Linked DNA regions of Homo sapiens: region 2 is linked to region 1. Evidence: chromatin loops called from intact Hi-C (ENCODE). Cell type or tissue: Calu3. All regions are shown on one strand.

What was found. A loop is a pair of places that touch in the nucleus more often than their neighbours do. Peaks named below come from ENCODE experiments on the same cell type or tissue, not always from the same donor. Only the 100,000 strongest peaks of a DNase experiment are listed, where the experiment ranks them.
Region 2: a loop joins it to region 1, with 6 times the contacts of the local background. A loop is called at or near these places in 4 of 110 quality-filtered maps.

The regions. Positions count from the first base shown.
Region 1 is chr14:24,813,389-24,821,388 of GRCh38, forward strand. STXBP6 (syntaxin binding protein 6) reads right to left here. Exons shown (of 6, transcript NM_001394410.1): 5 at 5,649-5,806. LOC124903293 (a long non-coding RNA gene) reads left to right here and starts at 4,970. Exons shown (of 2, transcript XR_007064089.1): 1 at 4,970-5,505; 2 at 5,602-8,000. In Calu3, no CTCF peak of the experiment used is centred here; DNase peaks (open chromatin) are centred at 3,133, 3,883 and 4,573.
Region 2 is chr14:24,979,495-24,987,494 of GRCh38, forward strand. All of the region lies in intron 1 of STXBP6 (syntaxin binding protein 6), which reads right to left. Among named protein-coding and RNA genes, the nearest start is that of STXBP6, 67 kb to the right of the region's middle. In Calu3, no CTCF peak of the experiment used is centred here; no DNase peak of the experiment used is centred here.

The DNA of each region.
Region 1 (8,000 bases):
GCCAGCCCATGATAATGTATTTAAGGAAATGGTATGCAGGTACAGAATATGAAATTAAATTTGTCCTCACTTTTCTTAGCCAGATCTTTTCCAAGGAGTCTATACAATGATGTGAACCAGAAGGCAGAACAGAGGCTGAACTGTAACTCTCCATGTATCCAGAGTCTGATATCAGGGACTAATTCCTGTGGTTGGGGCTGGGAACAACTGGGGTTAGGGTTCTGTGGCTCAGAAATCCTTTGAGCAAAGAACAGGTGATTCTCCGCAGGCAATAACTTTGCAGAAAGCCCTGTCATCTGCATCCTGACCAGGCTCTCTGCCTTTTAAGAATTAGTAAGGCCGATCCTACTGATTTCACCCAGTGGTGCTCTGCATCATTTTGGAATGTCACTAATCCATTTCTTCTGCAAAACCCAGGGCAACCTGAGTCTTCTCTTTCTCTTCTTGACATCTTCAACAAATAAATTATAACCCTGGGGCTGCCATCTCAGCTAAGCCACCAGCAAAGACAGGGTCAACACTCACAACAAGTGTCCCCAGCCAGGTTTGCATGTGATAGAGGGACCTTTGGACCAGTCCTCATGTTGATAAGTTAATCTCTGCTTGGGAAACCTCAGCTGAAAGAGCTCCTGGTACCTCTGTCTGGTGATGCCAGTGAAGACCTCCACAGATCTTCTGCAATGCTAACGCCAATAGTCAGTCAACTGTCAGACACAGGGTTTGGGAAGTTCCGAATGTGCCCAGGCTGTCCTGCTGAGTGATGTGGGTTCTTGCCAAGAAGGGTAGAGGTGGCTAAGGACTCCTGACCTCAAGGAGTTTATAGTCCAGGAAACATATAGTCCAGGTTGGTGCAAATGGCAGAGCCAGGGCTCTAGCTCAGATCTGTACCACTTCCTGGCCACACTCTGAACCTCATCACTCTACGGCCTCTACTTCTTGCTCTGCTTCTAGTTTTTATACATTATTCAGCAACATGGACCATCACATCAACACAGAGTGGTTAAGTGTTGTGCATAATAAATACTGACCATAAATATTTGATCAGTGCTGCTGTCCTGGTATTCAATGAGCTGTTAACTTTCAACTAATGGGCTTGTGCCAATTTACCCACAGCTATTAATTTTCAGCAGTGATTATGCTGCTGTTCAAACCAGACCCTGGTAACCAGGACAGTGCATCTGGAATGGAGCTAAGGGGAGCCCCCGGGCCACGACCAGCTAAGATTTGCAGAAATACAGTTAAGACTGGACATTTTGCTATTTGAGTATTGGCATGGTCCAAATGTTTGTGTTTCCCCAGAATTCTTATGTTGAAACCTAACCCCCAAGGTGATACTATTAGAAGGTGGAATCTTTGAGAGGTAGTTAGGTCATGAGGGCAGAGCACTCATGAATGAGATTAGTGTCCTTATAAAGTGGCTGAAGCGAGACCCCTCACCGCTTCCACCATGTGAGGACATGATGAGGAGGTGCCATCTATGAATCAAACAATTGGCCTTCACCAGACACAGGATTTGCCAGTACCTTGATCTTTGACTTCCCAGCCCCCAGAATTGTGAGAAATAAATTTCTGTTGTATATAAGTCACCCAGTTTATGGTATTTTGTTATAGCAGCTTGAATGGACTAAGAAAGTAGTATCATTTTAGTTTTTGTTTAAAAATTCCCTAGGAATTAGGAGCGTTAGAATATGGAAGGCAGGGAGGTAGAGCAGAAAGAGCACTGCATGAAATGAGGTCAGGATACCTGCTGCTGCAAATCTGCTGTATGACCTTGAGCTCTAAAGTCACAGCTGCTCCACACCTCAGCCTCCTCTTATGTCTATAAAAAAGTCTCCAACGCTAAATGCCAATGGATAAATTTAGGTGTCAGAGTTGTTAAAATTTCAAATTTCCTTTTGATATATTTTGTGTTCTTAATATCTCATGGAAAGAGTTCTCTTTCAATGCTATGCATGTAACCTACTCAACCTAAAAAATGATTATAATAAAATCATGACTGATACCAGGCAGATATAGTATCAATATATTACTGTTGATAAATAATAAAATCATGTATTTTATTTTTTATAATACTATTATAACATAATAGTATTATTTTATAATAATATAATATTATATATTATAAGACCTGTGCTCCGAAGACCCAGACCTGAGCTCCTTAGGTAGTAAGGATAGAGGCAGCCATTCCCTCGCAGTGAGAGAAAGGCCACACGCCCTTTCTTCCCCCACACACGTAGGCTAGTGCAAAACAGGGCAAGTCAATGTTTTTTTCTGCAAGAAATGTCATCTGAGGATGTCTGAGTGTGGGTAATGCTCTTGTCTACTGACTCACTGACTATGGCGGGGCCGTCAAAGCATTGCGTCTGCTGCAACATTGTGCTTTTTGGCAAGGGAAAGTGAGCAGATCTGTTTCTGCGATTGTGGTGCACTTTCCTGAGGTTAACTTTGCATGAAGCCCGGAGCTCAAGAAAGGACCACATTTCCTCAAACCAGGCTCACCAGAGTGGAGGTGGGGGAGTCAGTCTAGGAAGGCAGGGCGGAAGGATCATTTTCTATCTGCACTGTAGACAACAAGCACCTGCGTATTTTGAAGTCAGGGTTGTGCAAAAGTGATCCATTGACTCTTGCACCTGGGTCACTGCAGGAGTCCTGGAACAAGTTAGAAGGCCAAGTTATTTTCTACTGGACTCTACAAAGGTGTGCCAAACTCTCCAGCTGGGGTTCGGCACCCTTATTCAACTGGGAGCTCTAGGAGCTGCCACCTGGCATTGCCATTTTCAGCTCAGGACTCTGCCATGTGTTCTGGCCCCCACTTGTAAGCACAGCTTACTCCTTCTGAGTCAACAGAGCCATGCTTGTCTAGGGGGTAGAATGCTTGGGTTCCATCTCTGAACTCTCCCCTCACCAGCAGGCCTGGCTGTGGCTTGTCCAGTAAAATGACAGCTTCATGGTCAGCCTATGCTAGCAGGTCCAAATCAAGAGTCCTGGTCCCTGGGAAAATAGCCACACCTTATCTAAAGAGGTCAATCTGCTTGTTAGGAATACTGCCAGTGCCAGTGATTCATAGGCACACATCCCAGTTTCACACAACTGCAAGTCTGGCCATGACACTCTCTCACTCTCATACACATTAACAGACACTAGTAACCCCTCCTCTTCCCCCCGAGATGACCTGAGGGAGGGGAAACCAAAATAAACACAAGCTGTCCACGCCTCACCCCTCCCGAGTGAAAGCAGGTAACTGCTAGGCATAAATTTTCCCACTGGTCAAGCCAGAGACCCCTTTGCCTTTGGTGGCCGCATTAGTTTCTATCCTGATGGGTCCTGTTTCAAGGGCTGATCTGTGTTTAGATAGTATCAACATTTAGCATGAGGGCCCTCCCACACCCCTTTCCCTTTGGGTTTGGGAGGCACAAAATCTTCTCCTCCATTCCTTCCCTGTCCCTGTGTTGAGGATCCTCAATCACCAGTATCAATTCTCCAATCCCTCTACAGTGCTCATTATGTGACTGAATAGGGCAGGGTCAGTAGAAAAAAAATTTATGAAAATGATTACAAATAATAGTAATTTAGATTTATATGTGCTACATACTGTGCTAATAGCTTTGAACTCATTCAATTCTCTGAACACTCTAGTACGTAGGTACTATTCTCATAAAGAATAGTGCTCTATTCTACTGATGAGAAAACTGAGGCTTAGAGAAATTAAGCATTTGCCCAAGGTCACCAAGATGGTAAATGACAGCGCTATATTCAAACACAAGATGTTAACTACTATTCCATATTGCTTTCCCAATTGCCTCGCAAACTTGGCCACAGTATCAGGGAAACAGGGCTACCAGGGCCAAGAATTCAGGCCATCTGGTTAGGTTATCCAATCCAGTGTTTGTACAGCCCCCTCTGGGAGGGACGCCTACGTGGACGACATCCAGGTATTGTCTATGCCACCTTAGGAAGAGCAATTTTACAATCTTCCTTGGTAACCTGGTTCATGGTTTAATCATTAACCTAAACTCTTGTTTTAGCAGAATTTTATCAGTGCACTATTGATTGCTCTATTCTGTGTGGGAAGACATGAAAGAAAAATGCCTGTACCATCACCCTTCCCAGAACTGAAGACTGTTATAAAGTTATTCCCTTTAGCCTCCTCTACCCAACTCAACAACTTAAATGTTTCCCCAGATTTCCACTATCCGTCTCCCACTGAAATCACGGAAGCTGCTGTTGTTGTTAAAGAAGCTGAGGCTGTAATGCCAGCATTTCCATGTCATCATTATCTCTGTGTCACAGAGGCTGGAGAAAGGAGGAAGGAACTAGGGAGACCTTCAATCCAAGTTCACTCTCTGCCTCTGCACCAACAGCAGCAATCTGAGGCTCTGGCCTCCAGCAGGGCTGTCTGCATTTTCAGATAGATCTAGCCAATTCTCCTTGAAGGAACTCGAAATGGGCCCCACGGGCAACAGTGCAGTAAGACCCTGTCACGACAGAGAATGAATGAGATGACAAGACAGCGCTGTGCAAAGGGGATGCAGGAAGAGAAGGCAGGAGTCATCCACTTAGAGCTGGATCCCCAGCTGGACCTGAGCGTGAGCCTCCAGAAGAGGTCACCGCAACTCAGCTGGGAATATTCTTCTCATTGCTTTTTAGGTTATCCATCCTTGTTTCCTCAGCAGAAGTGGTGTTTCTGTTAAAGCCAGTTATTTTCTTCCCCGAAAGGTCACCTGAAAAGTGTATTTGAAGGGCCAGATCATAAGCCTGACATGCCAACACAAGTCATCAGCAGATGTTGTTTCTGGAAGGCTAAATTCAAACCACTAACCAGAAAAAAAACTGCCCTTTGATCTGAAGCACAACAACAGTAATAAATCCTCTTTATCACCTGACCAACAGGGCCTCTCTTTCCTTTGGTTTGTGACTGCCTTAGATAGCTGGCTGCCAATAAAAACTGCCCCTTTCCCTTCTAAAAGGCACAGTTCTCAGCGAGTATGAGAATGTGCAGAGTGCGCACTCAGTCACGCAGGAAATGCCCTTCTCTGGATTCAGGGGCAGCAGGGAGTATTGCTGACAGCTCAGCGCTGGTCCGGTCAAGCTCAGAGCCCCAGAATTGAGGCCCTGAAATAACAATCGACCCCTCTCCGAGGGAAAACTAGCCCCGAGGTGCGTAGTTCCCTGGGACTGGGGCTTGCTTTGTGTCTGGTGAAGAGATAAGGACACACTGCTACACTCAGGATGAGAAAGGGACAGGATGGAAAAGCAAGCACGAGCAGCCTCACGTCCTCCATGTGTTGGCTAAGTGGGGCAGGGATATTCGAAGACCTGATCTCTTCTCCCCGACCCCCTGTTCTGTGCCTCGATACTTGAGCCCTAAACTTCTGAGCAGGAACTAAAGATGGTCCATAGTTCCTAAAGATCCAAGGTCAGAAGGTCAGAGATACGGCTGAGGACATTAGAAAAGAGCCAAAGAAACCAGGTACAAGAAGAAATTTTCCACGACTCAGGTGTTTAGTAAGTAGCAGATGGGAATTACATAAAGGGGAAATAGCTTAATTTTATATCTCTCATCACAGGAAAATACTGAAATAAAGTTTCTTGGCACTGTAGCTCCCCAACACCCCAGAGCTGAGAAGCCTGCTCCTCTCTTGGCCCACCTTGTGCGCAGTTTCTGCAAACTGCTGGGCGCTGTTCTTCAGGTCTTCTGTCTTCTCCTCTGCTCGGCCTAATCGCTCTCCACGCTCATTCAAGGCCTGGCTTGCCTTCTGCACTGCGCTGGTCACGCTGTCAGCAGCTGAATGGAGGATGCTGTTTCCTGAAAGGAGGAGAGCAGGAGCATCAGAAACTGGCTCAGCTGACCCACAGTGACCAGACTCCGGCAGGGTGAGTATCCTGTAAGAGGAAGGCAGGTCACACTGCAGAAAGGCCGCTCGTCTAGTGTCTAGGAAACAAGCCGACATTTCTTTTGATTGGGTTTGACTGACGCACTTGCAGCAAGAACACCCACTGACTGCAGGACCTAGGAAAATCCTAAATGCTTCTCTATAAACTCATCACTGACATGCCAGTCATTTCCATTCTGCCAGTATTCTATCTGTGGAGGCTCAAAAGGATGGGGCCTGTCTGGATTTACAACTTGGCTTGCAAAGATAAATGAAAACGTTGACAAGTTCACAGAATTAGGCAAGTTCAATGAGACATATCTGGATCTTATGTTATTTCCTTTTGACCTGTGGTTTCGGTGAATAACCATAGGAAAACTGGGACCACAGAACTTTTCTAGATAGAATGCTCTATATTCCTTCCAATGCTTCTTCTTCATTTTACCCCTTCATCCAGCAAGTAAAGAACACCCCAAAATGTACAGCTTCATGTAAGAGCTATGATCCAGTCTCAAAGCTCAGAGTAGATGTGTCTGCTCCCAACCTTGGATTCTGTACCATGGCTCGGATGGTTGGGACTCCTTACCTCTGATCTCTAGTATGTGAAATACGGAGCCTCAGGACCATACTTAACCAGCAGGTACAAAACAGTGATAGAAACCAGCCCTAGAAGAAACTTGGTACTCCCAAACTCAGGAGTGGTGATACCAAGAAGGTTGAAAGCCATTGCATCTCAGAGGGTCATGCATTCCTGACATCCCATTTGCCGGGACTGGGCAGCAAAATTCAATAGTGAAGAACTTGCCAATGCATAAATCACTGAGAAATAGCAACTTGCAAAATGACAACCAAAGGAAATTTATAGCTGTATTTTGTTAACACTGAGTGTGAGATATTTAATGGCATTTTATATAATGACTTTATGTCTTTGAATAAGTTTATTACATCATTTAACTTTGTACCTGGGATGGATACATCTAGCCACAGATAGCTTTTAATAGAAACGCAATTTCCACTGGTCTCAGCTGCAAAGGGTTCTTAATTTCTCCTCTGTGGGCACAGTCTGTGGTTTGTGGAAAAGGATCTCAGGCAAAGAAAGTGCCTGGACTGGAGGAAGCACTTAGTAAATGTTTTTCCATTTTTCTTCTTTAATGGTGGATTTCAAGGGATTCAATTATGCACTGAGGGGAGGAGAATGGGGTTAACTCAGTGTTACTCAGTTGCATCAAGCACTACATGAACCAAGATAAATCAGCACAGATAAATAGGGAGCAGAGGAAATGCAGTTCTAGGCAAATCTGGTTGAATGCAAGGTTGGAATGAAAGGTCTGGGTCTTCAGAACAGATTTAGGAGGAGAAATCTTGGTCCCCTTTGCTTTCATATCATACTCATAACTATGATAATAACCCATCCATGCTGCTCAACACTTGAATAGCACTTTGCAATCATAAAGCACCTTCACGAATATTATCTCACTTGATTGTCACAATTCTGCTGATAGGATTGAGACTAGCAGAGGTTAAGAGGCTTGCACAATACCGTATCACTAGGGAAGTGACATGGATAGCACTTGAGCCTGGTTTCCCAGTGACTTTTCCTTATTCTCTACCTTGTTCTTTGCAGATATGGTGTTGGTTCAGAGAAGCAATCACTAAGACAGAATTGTGCGCAGACTAGCATACAGATAGGTTTTGACAGGTTATTTCCCAAGGTAACGCCTGACCGTTTCTGTCCTCAAGGTACTCCTCTTGGTAAATTAAGAGTTATTACCCATGCCACATGGAAAGTCAAGTTTTCTCAAAAAAGGAAGAGGCCAATGGGGTGGAACAGGAAGATGGGGAAGGGCGCAGAGGAGTTGGGAGAGGGCACAAGAAAATCTCCTTTTCCTGCCTCCTTCCATATATTCACAGCTGAGCCACCAGAGGACTGGGAAAAGATAGGGCAGGGAAGCTGCAACTTCACCACTAGGAATAGCTTCCTTAAATCAAAAGGATTTTAGAATTAGCTGCTATAAAATTAAGAGGGTGTATAACCAAGACTTGCCTTTTCCCACTGGAATTAACCTGCATGATCTTCACTCGTGTTTCTGGAATGAACCTACTACACATAAGCCTTGCTGCTTTGTT
Region 2 (8,000 bases), 170 kb after region 1:
AAATAAGAGAAATAAGATTCTCTAAAATTAGACTTCTTTGCATTACCACTTTGTTTTTGAAATTCTACAAATTCAATTTTAAGTCCCACCTATAATGTTGATGACACTAATCATGCATCCAACTCAGAGTGTCTTTCTGGCTTTAAACCCATATACCTAGCTGTAGACTGAGCATTTCCACTGAGACCTAACCTAGACCCTTCCTTCTCCCTCAACCCTTTCAAATCCCCATAACGAACCAATCACCAAGTCCTGTGGATTTGATTTAATATTTCTAGACTAGCTTTTCTTCATTCTCACTTCCTCTGCCTTAGTTTGGGTCTTCACCATCCCCGGCCTGAATAATTTTGATGCTTCCTCTAAAGGACTCCAGTACTGCTCTTACTTTACCACAATCAGCCCTCTACACTGTCCAATGTCATATTCCAAAGGATGAATATGATTCAAGCTTAACTGTACTTAACTGCTTCTTCTCCATGCCTCAGCTATTGACAAAGAAACACAATAATCTTAACAAGGAAAAAGACAATTTTGTAAATGTTAAAATCTAAATGGAGAAATGTTAAATTACTTCCCTTAAAAGCCACAATATAGACATACTAAATGCTACAAAACAGATGTTATTATATATCACTAAACCTAGAAATCTAAAAATGTTAATTTTGCTCCAAAGTTCAAAAACTTTAACAGGTAGTCAGAAAATATACAAGCTTTTATGCAAAGAAAATCAATTTTATTTTTTCTGATGTCATATATTAAGATCAAGGAGATAATATGAGGCCAATTTAGCCCCTTTAAAAGTGTTTAAGAAAGAGTTACTGATTTTTAACAAAATGTTTACTTAGATAATGTTTCTCTTTGATAAGACAGTTCTCAAGTTGAAAGCTTTAGTCTTTCCATGGTATGTAGGCATGTGAATAAACAATAAATTAGACAAAAATTTTAGTCCACCAACCAGTTTTTCCATGTAATTCAACTACTACTCTTAACTACTAGTTCTTATAAGTAGATTCTAAAAAGGAAGTCAGATATGCTATTAGAATAGACAGGTAACTTTAATCTGGTGACAACATTTGAAGTCTTAAAAGTACAATCACTTCAAGTTCAATCACTCTTTATTGCTACAAACAAGGGCTATTGGATGGGCTTGCCATGGTGAGAAACCAGATGGGAATAGCAGACCAAGAACCCATATTTAAGGCTTCACAAGCTTTACAAAATTAGGGTAAAATCAATAGACATTCAGCAAATCCTCTAACAACATACTTAAAGGAGCCAGAAACTTCTAAACATGAAAAATAATGGGGATATGAATAAAAACTAAAAACATTATCTGTTCTGCTAGAAAAATAGTTGAAGATAGGAAAAAAAATATCTTAAAGTAGAAACTCCAAACAAAAACTGCACATGAACATCACCTGGGTGCCCAGGTCCTGCTCACAGAGATTCAGGGGATCTGGGGCTAGGGCCTGCAACTTGTTTTCTGAATGACTTCTTCAGTTTATTCTGCTATACAACCAGGTCCAGAGCCACTATCTTTGGGTTTTCCCCCTGTATTTAATGAATTACTTATAAAACAAATAAAAAGACCCCAGAAACAAGTGTACATGGCAAATATTTTGTAAAGCCCTAGTAATGAATCATTGAAGTTTACATAGCACTTCATGATTTACAAAGTATTTCTATATCTAATCCCAAATGTGTAATCAAGAGAGCCACTGAATATATCTTCCAAAGTTTGCTTCAAAACTGTAAATTAGAATCTTCAGATATGTATGTGAGTATTTTTTTTTTTTGAGGCAGAGTCTCACTGTTGCCCAGGCTGGGGTGCAGTGGCACCATCTTGGCTCACTGCAACCTCTGTCTCCCAGGTTCAAGCAATTCTCCTGCCTCAGCCTCCTGAGTAGCTGGAATTACAAGTGTATGTCACCATGCCCGGCTAATTTTTGTATTTTAGTAGAGATGGGGTTTCACCATGTTGGCCAGGCTGGTTTCCAACTCCTGACCTCAAGTGATCCACCTGCCTCAGCCTCCCAAAGTGCTGGGATTACAGGTGCGTGCCCAGCCCAGATATGTGTTTTTATGAAGGGTAAACTATGTCATTTTTAACACACCCAATTGGTGCAAGGATTATGAGGAAGTGTTATAATTCCTCTCCAACAGAGATTAATATGAGTTGAAACCTTTTGAGCCAGCAACTCTACCATTAGAAAAAATGGTGTGAGCATGCACACACCATGTGTGTGTTACAGATGCATGTTTACCTCAGATCCATTTTTAAGAAAAAATCATCATAAACAACCTAAATACCCATCAATCTTCATTGGTTAAATACAGTATAGCCCATCCACCCAACAGAATATTACATATCCTTTTAAAATTGTGGCACAGACCTACAGATATTGACTTGGAAAAATTGCCAAGAAATAATACAGAGTGAAAACAAGGAGGTTATAAAACAGAAAATGAGCTCATGAATTTGCAATTTTATGTGTATATTTACATGCATAAAGAGATGTCTAGAAAATAGTTTGCCAAAACGTTAATATGATTATCTCTGGATTTTGAAACAAGGAAACAGGTCAGAGATTCTGCAGGACAGTCTTCGTACTCCACTAAAATCTCAGTGGAGTGCTCCTTGAAAATTGCGGTTTTAAGGCACATTCTTTCCACCAAACCTGGAAGACCTATCAAAATACATTTTATTGAGACCCAATTATAAGTTGACCATATTCTTTTTTCAACTCCAGTCCAGGCATAGTGTTGAGAACCCCAAAGTAAATTAGCAAACTCCCACCCTCAAAAAGCTGTGAGAAAGGAGAGCAAACGCTGTGAATAATGACAAGGCTTAGAAGATAACTTTGTAGGAAGAAAATGGTACCCTTCTTCTGTCCAATTGCAGCTCAATGCTGGAGCCTTCAACCTGGTGAACAGAGCACCAGCTACGCGTTAGCCTGCGCTTGCTCTCTTAGATGAATAACTCTGGAACAATGTAAAAACAACACAACCGTACACAACAGCCCTGGTCATACTGTTTAATTCTTTAAGGAAGGAAACGAGGAATTGCTTTTCTGCCATCAGACTGCCAAAGACTATGAGACCCGATTGGCTTTCTTTTCCCTGTACATACTAACTCTCCCTGTGTAAAAGACATTATGTTCACAGGATTCTCTGAGCCCATGACTCATGTCTGCTTCAACTATAAACCTAGATTATTTTCATCTCCTCTTTCCTTGTTTATATGTCCAGTATACACATTCTTCTTGTAAGTCTGATATCCAAAGAACAAACCCTGACCACAAGATCTGTGTTTACACAAGTTTATTTACATTGCGGGTGTACCTTTTAATCTTGTCAATTACTACATCCTAACTTTCACAAATGATATGACAAAGCCAAAAAATAACACCACCAACAAAAGCTACATAGGATATGTCATTTGGAGGATTTATTGAGGTAAGACGAAGATTTCATAAGCATCACTCATTCCAAGGGATTCTATTAATAGGAACTCCACATTCACAAGTTTAAATTCCAAGGACCAGTTAAGCCAGTTCTACAGTATCCATGTACCCTTTCTACAGTAATGGGTAGAAATAAAGAATCATAGTGAAGGCCAGGCTAGAATACACTCATTGGTGTATTATGGATACTGACGAGATTATCAATCTAAAACATAGAACAAACCTTGAAAAGTGAATTGAACCACATCAAAAGAGGAAGGTAGTAACAGAAAAAAATTAAAAAGAGCTCAACTTTTTGACATTCCCCTATTTTTACTGAGCAATCATGTCATTGTAGTATCCAACAACTAGTCAGCAAACTAAGAAAACAATATGTTGACTTGAGAACATCACTTACAGCAGACAGCACTGGAAATAGCCAAATCTATTCCAACCATGTTCAAATACAGGCAAAAGCCACATAAAGATTGACTTAACATGAAAATAAACATTTTAATTATCTGCTAGGTTCTGCACTACTTGCTGAATTAGTTTGTTTCTTTTGCTTACACTGAAGAAAAGACAGAAGGAAAAGCACTAAACCCATATATGAAAGGAAGTAAAAAGTTTGCATAGTAGGTCAGTTGTTTTCCCCTTAGAGGAGGGTATGATTGATAACAGAAATTGCAGATTTAAAAAGAAAACAAGAAGATGTGTCTACCATTAAAAATAAAGAAACAAACAGAAACATAAACTCTCCAGCAAGCATAACATGAGCTTTTTATATTAGATATTTGTTGACTCAAGCTTTAGGTAAATTTTAAGTTTTCTTGATTTAAGCTAATTCTATTTTGGAAAAGACTTAAAATATAACAGTGAAAAAATAATGAGCCTTTAAAGAAAGCCTCCATTTTTTAAGAGTTTGAAACCTATAAAAACCTAAAATACAGTTGAAACAAGTTTATATGCTTTCTAAAATTTTTTAAATCAGAGCAAAACTTCTTTAAAGTATTCTCTAAATCAAACATCAATTTTAAAACATTCCTTATTCATTGAGAGGCCAAGGTGGGTGGATCACGAGGTCAAGAGATCAAGATCATCCTGGCCAACATGATGAAACCCTGTCTCTAGTAAAAATACAAAAATTAGCCGGGCGTGGTGGCATGCACCTGTAGTCCCAGCTACTTGGGGGGCTGAGGCAGGAGAATCACTTGAACCCGGGAGGTGGAGGTTGCAGTGAGCCGAGATCGTGCGACTGCACTCCAGCCTGGCAACAGAGTGAGACTCTGTCTTAAAAAAACAAAAACAAAAACAAAGAAACCAAAGAAAAAGAAAAAAGAAACCTTCCTTATTTGAATCGCTGATTTGGAGAATATCACCACTTTACAATTTCTTGGAAGAGTTTGAGTAAGTTTTCTGTAATTGATATATCATCAGTGTTATACTCCAACATGACGTCTTCACAGCAGTGAGAGGCACAGAAGCAATGTGACACTCTGAGGAGCCATTTTACACATACCTACTCTGTTTAAAAGGCAAGACACTGTGCCCTTCAATGCCTCAATTTCCCAAATGAAATTTCCAGTGAGGTTTATGAACACTTCTGATCTCATTAAGGATCTGGCCAAGGACTGTAATTCCAACTTATCTGATCTCCCCAAGGGTCAACTTCACGAATTCATGCCAGTGTAGTACAATCTGAATGGTGATCGAAAGGCTTCCTTCTCAGCCTCCAAAAGCAATTTCCCCATCTGTCAGCTACCTCAAATTCTGACATAAGAGATGTATATACTTAGATATGTGACTTTGGTATTCAAAAAATCCTTATTAATATGCTTATACTCCGGGTGCAGAGACTTTTACAGATGAGGAAACTAAAGCTAATTGGTTAAGTAAATTGTCCTACATCACACAGCTCAAGGGCAGAGCAGGGACTTAAACCTAAGATGCATGACTCCAGAAGCCTTTGCTCTTTCTTACTATCTCATATTGAAGAAATGAGAAAGGTACGGAAAGGTGAGGCTGGAATGCATTCTAGGTAAAACAGGACAAATTCAACTGCTTTACACTTTTGCCTCTGGCCACATTTTCTGGTGTACAAGATACTGTTATCACCCTAGCCCAGCAGCTACAAAGATAACAAATCGAGCTGTAGTTTGAAGTCATTCTTTCTGGATATCTGTTCATCTTGTGTGTGCATATCATGCTGGTTCGTTGGCAAAGGAGTTGCACAGCCTTATTAGGATAGAGCTTGTTTTGATTCTACAAATAAAAATGGGAGTTGACAATACATTAGCAGAGAGATTCTGCAACAGATCTCTAACTCCATAAAGGGGACAATGCCTATGAAAGCCTCATCACAGCTGCTCACCACCATCATTTCGAGACCTGCAGTTTGCAACAGGAGTCAACTCCTGAGATCTTGGATGGCTGCCACAAGGCAGTTTTATGAGCCTTGCAGGCTACTTTCCAAACCGGAAAACGCTTAAATATGAAAGGCACATTTTCAAAGGTTTCTGCTGGTTCTCAAGGGAAGTCCTCTTCCACTTCCTTTGCTGTATTACCCCCACTCTGGCATTTCAAAAGCACAACTTGGACCCTCCCTGTTACCTTCCTGTTCCCACTTTTTCTGGGCCTTCTATCTTTTGCTGACAGTGCTTCAAGGAACCTTAGCTTCTCCAGCAGCAATGCCCTGAGTTTCACCAATTTCAAAGGCTCTGCAAGAAGAATTTCATCATTTTACTTTACGGAGAAGGATCTCAGCAAGATATTCACAAATAAGCTAACCAACCACATTATTTGACACCCTTTTGGGCCTTACACACCAGCAGCTTACACCTCAGTTAAAAAGTGTGGGCACAGCAGAAATGTGGCATTCTTAAGCTTAAAAGTTTAATGCCTGGAAGTGATCCTAGTGATGGTCTATCTCATCCAATTACCTCACTTAACACATAAGGAAACTGAAGTCCAGAGGGTGATTCCAAAGTCACACAACAGAAGAGTAGCAAAACCAATATTAGGGCTAAATATTGCTCTCGACTTTTTTAAGTAAAAAACAGAGAAACATGAAATGATAATGTAAATAGTAGAGCAGTGCCGAATTTGTGGAAGGTGAGAACAGGTGGTGTGTTGGGGGAATGATGATAACAGAGAAAGAGAAAACATGATTAATCACAGTGGGGACTCTTCTCAGATTAAATTTTTTTTCTTGGGAATTGGCTTGAAATTAAGTGCTGAACTAGAAAACCTCTAGCCCATAGAGTTCTAAACCTTAACTCTTGGCTATCACCTTTTTCCCCTTGAATTTTCACAGTTTGTTTTCTCATTTGGCTATTGAGGCCAAAAGCAATGATGGTCTGCCCAAGCGGAACAGCCCAGGATAGTCCAAGAAGCACAGACTAACTCTGGCCAAGCTCCAACCCACAGGCCTCTGTATTGACTCCAACTGAGCCCCTTCTACAGTCTCCAGGCTCTGAGCCACTGGCAGAAGAATACACCCTGGGAAAAGTCACATGTCCATTCTCGGTTTGGGAATTAATGTGCTGGTGTTGGTGGTCTCCTGAAAGCACACACTAACCATACCAGGAGCCTGGATCAGCTGTTGACAGGGTTTCTCAGTACCTATTCCAGGCCCTGGTAAACAACAGGGTGGGAAAATAGGAATCCGTCTAGCCCAGTTCTTGTCTTTGGAACTGCACCCTTCAGCCGCAGCACAAAAACACCACCAGGTGCCTGCAATCTGTAATCAGTGCTCTATTAAAACACTCTCAGAAACACTGGAATTATCCTGATTTCCACACACAGCTGCACAAGGTCCTGTTGGGTAACTGGAGAGTCTTTACAGGTTCACTTAAGCTACAAACTAGAATGCCTTGGTTAGGATTGAGCACATTCAATGGTGAAATCTCCATGTGAGTGGAATGGGTGGATAGGTGGTCATCTCTATTCTATGTCTTGAGATGTAACAGAATAGCCTACAAATCCAGGTCAGACTCAAAGTCCATATGCAAATTCAGGCTCTGCTCTATTCAATCAATTCCTCTGTCATTCAATGTCAACCCCTTTTTAATCAGCATGTTCCAGAAAATAACTAACTTCTGACCTAACTAGCTGTGCAGTGTTTGATAGGAAGGAAAAAAAAATCTATCAATTGAATACTACCCTAATATGAACTCAATTAACACTAGTACAAGCTTAATGGTACCACACACTAACACATTACAAAGACATTCAAACAAATGTGATCGGGATCACCATCCAAAAGCTGGGGGCCAAGGTACAGGAGTCACTTCTCCCCTGACTCGACCTGACAGATGTTGGATGGTGACAAGAAGTTTTTACATTTGTCATCACAGGACCTAGGTCTGAGCCTGTCTTTGCCTTTACTCAATGAATAATATTTGGGCAAAATCCTACATCTTTGAGACCTGCATCTTCACCTTTAAAGTAGGATAGTACCACCCACTTCCTAGGACTGTTGTGAAGGATGAAGAAGGAGGTTATGGAAATCAGCTCCCTGGGTCCAACTGCTCCCACCTGGGGTGTCCTGATTCTTGA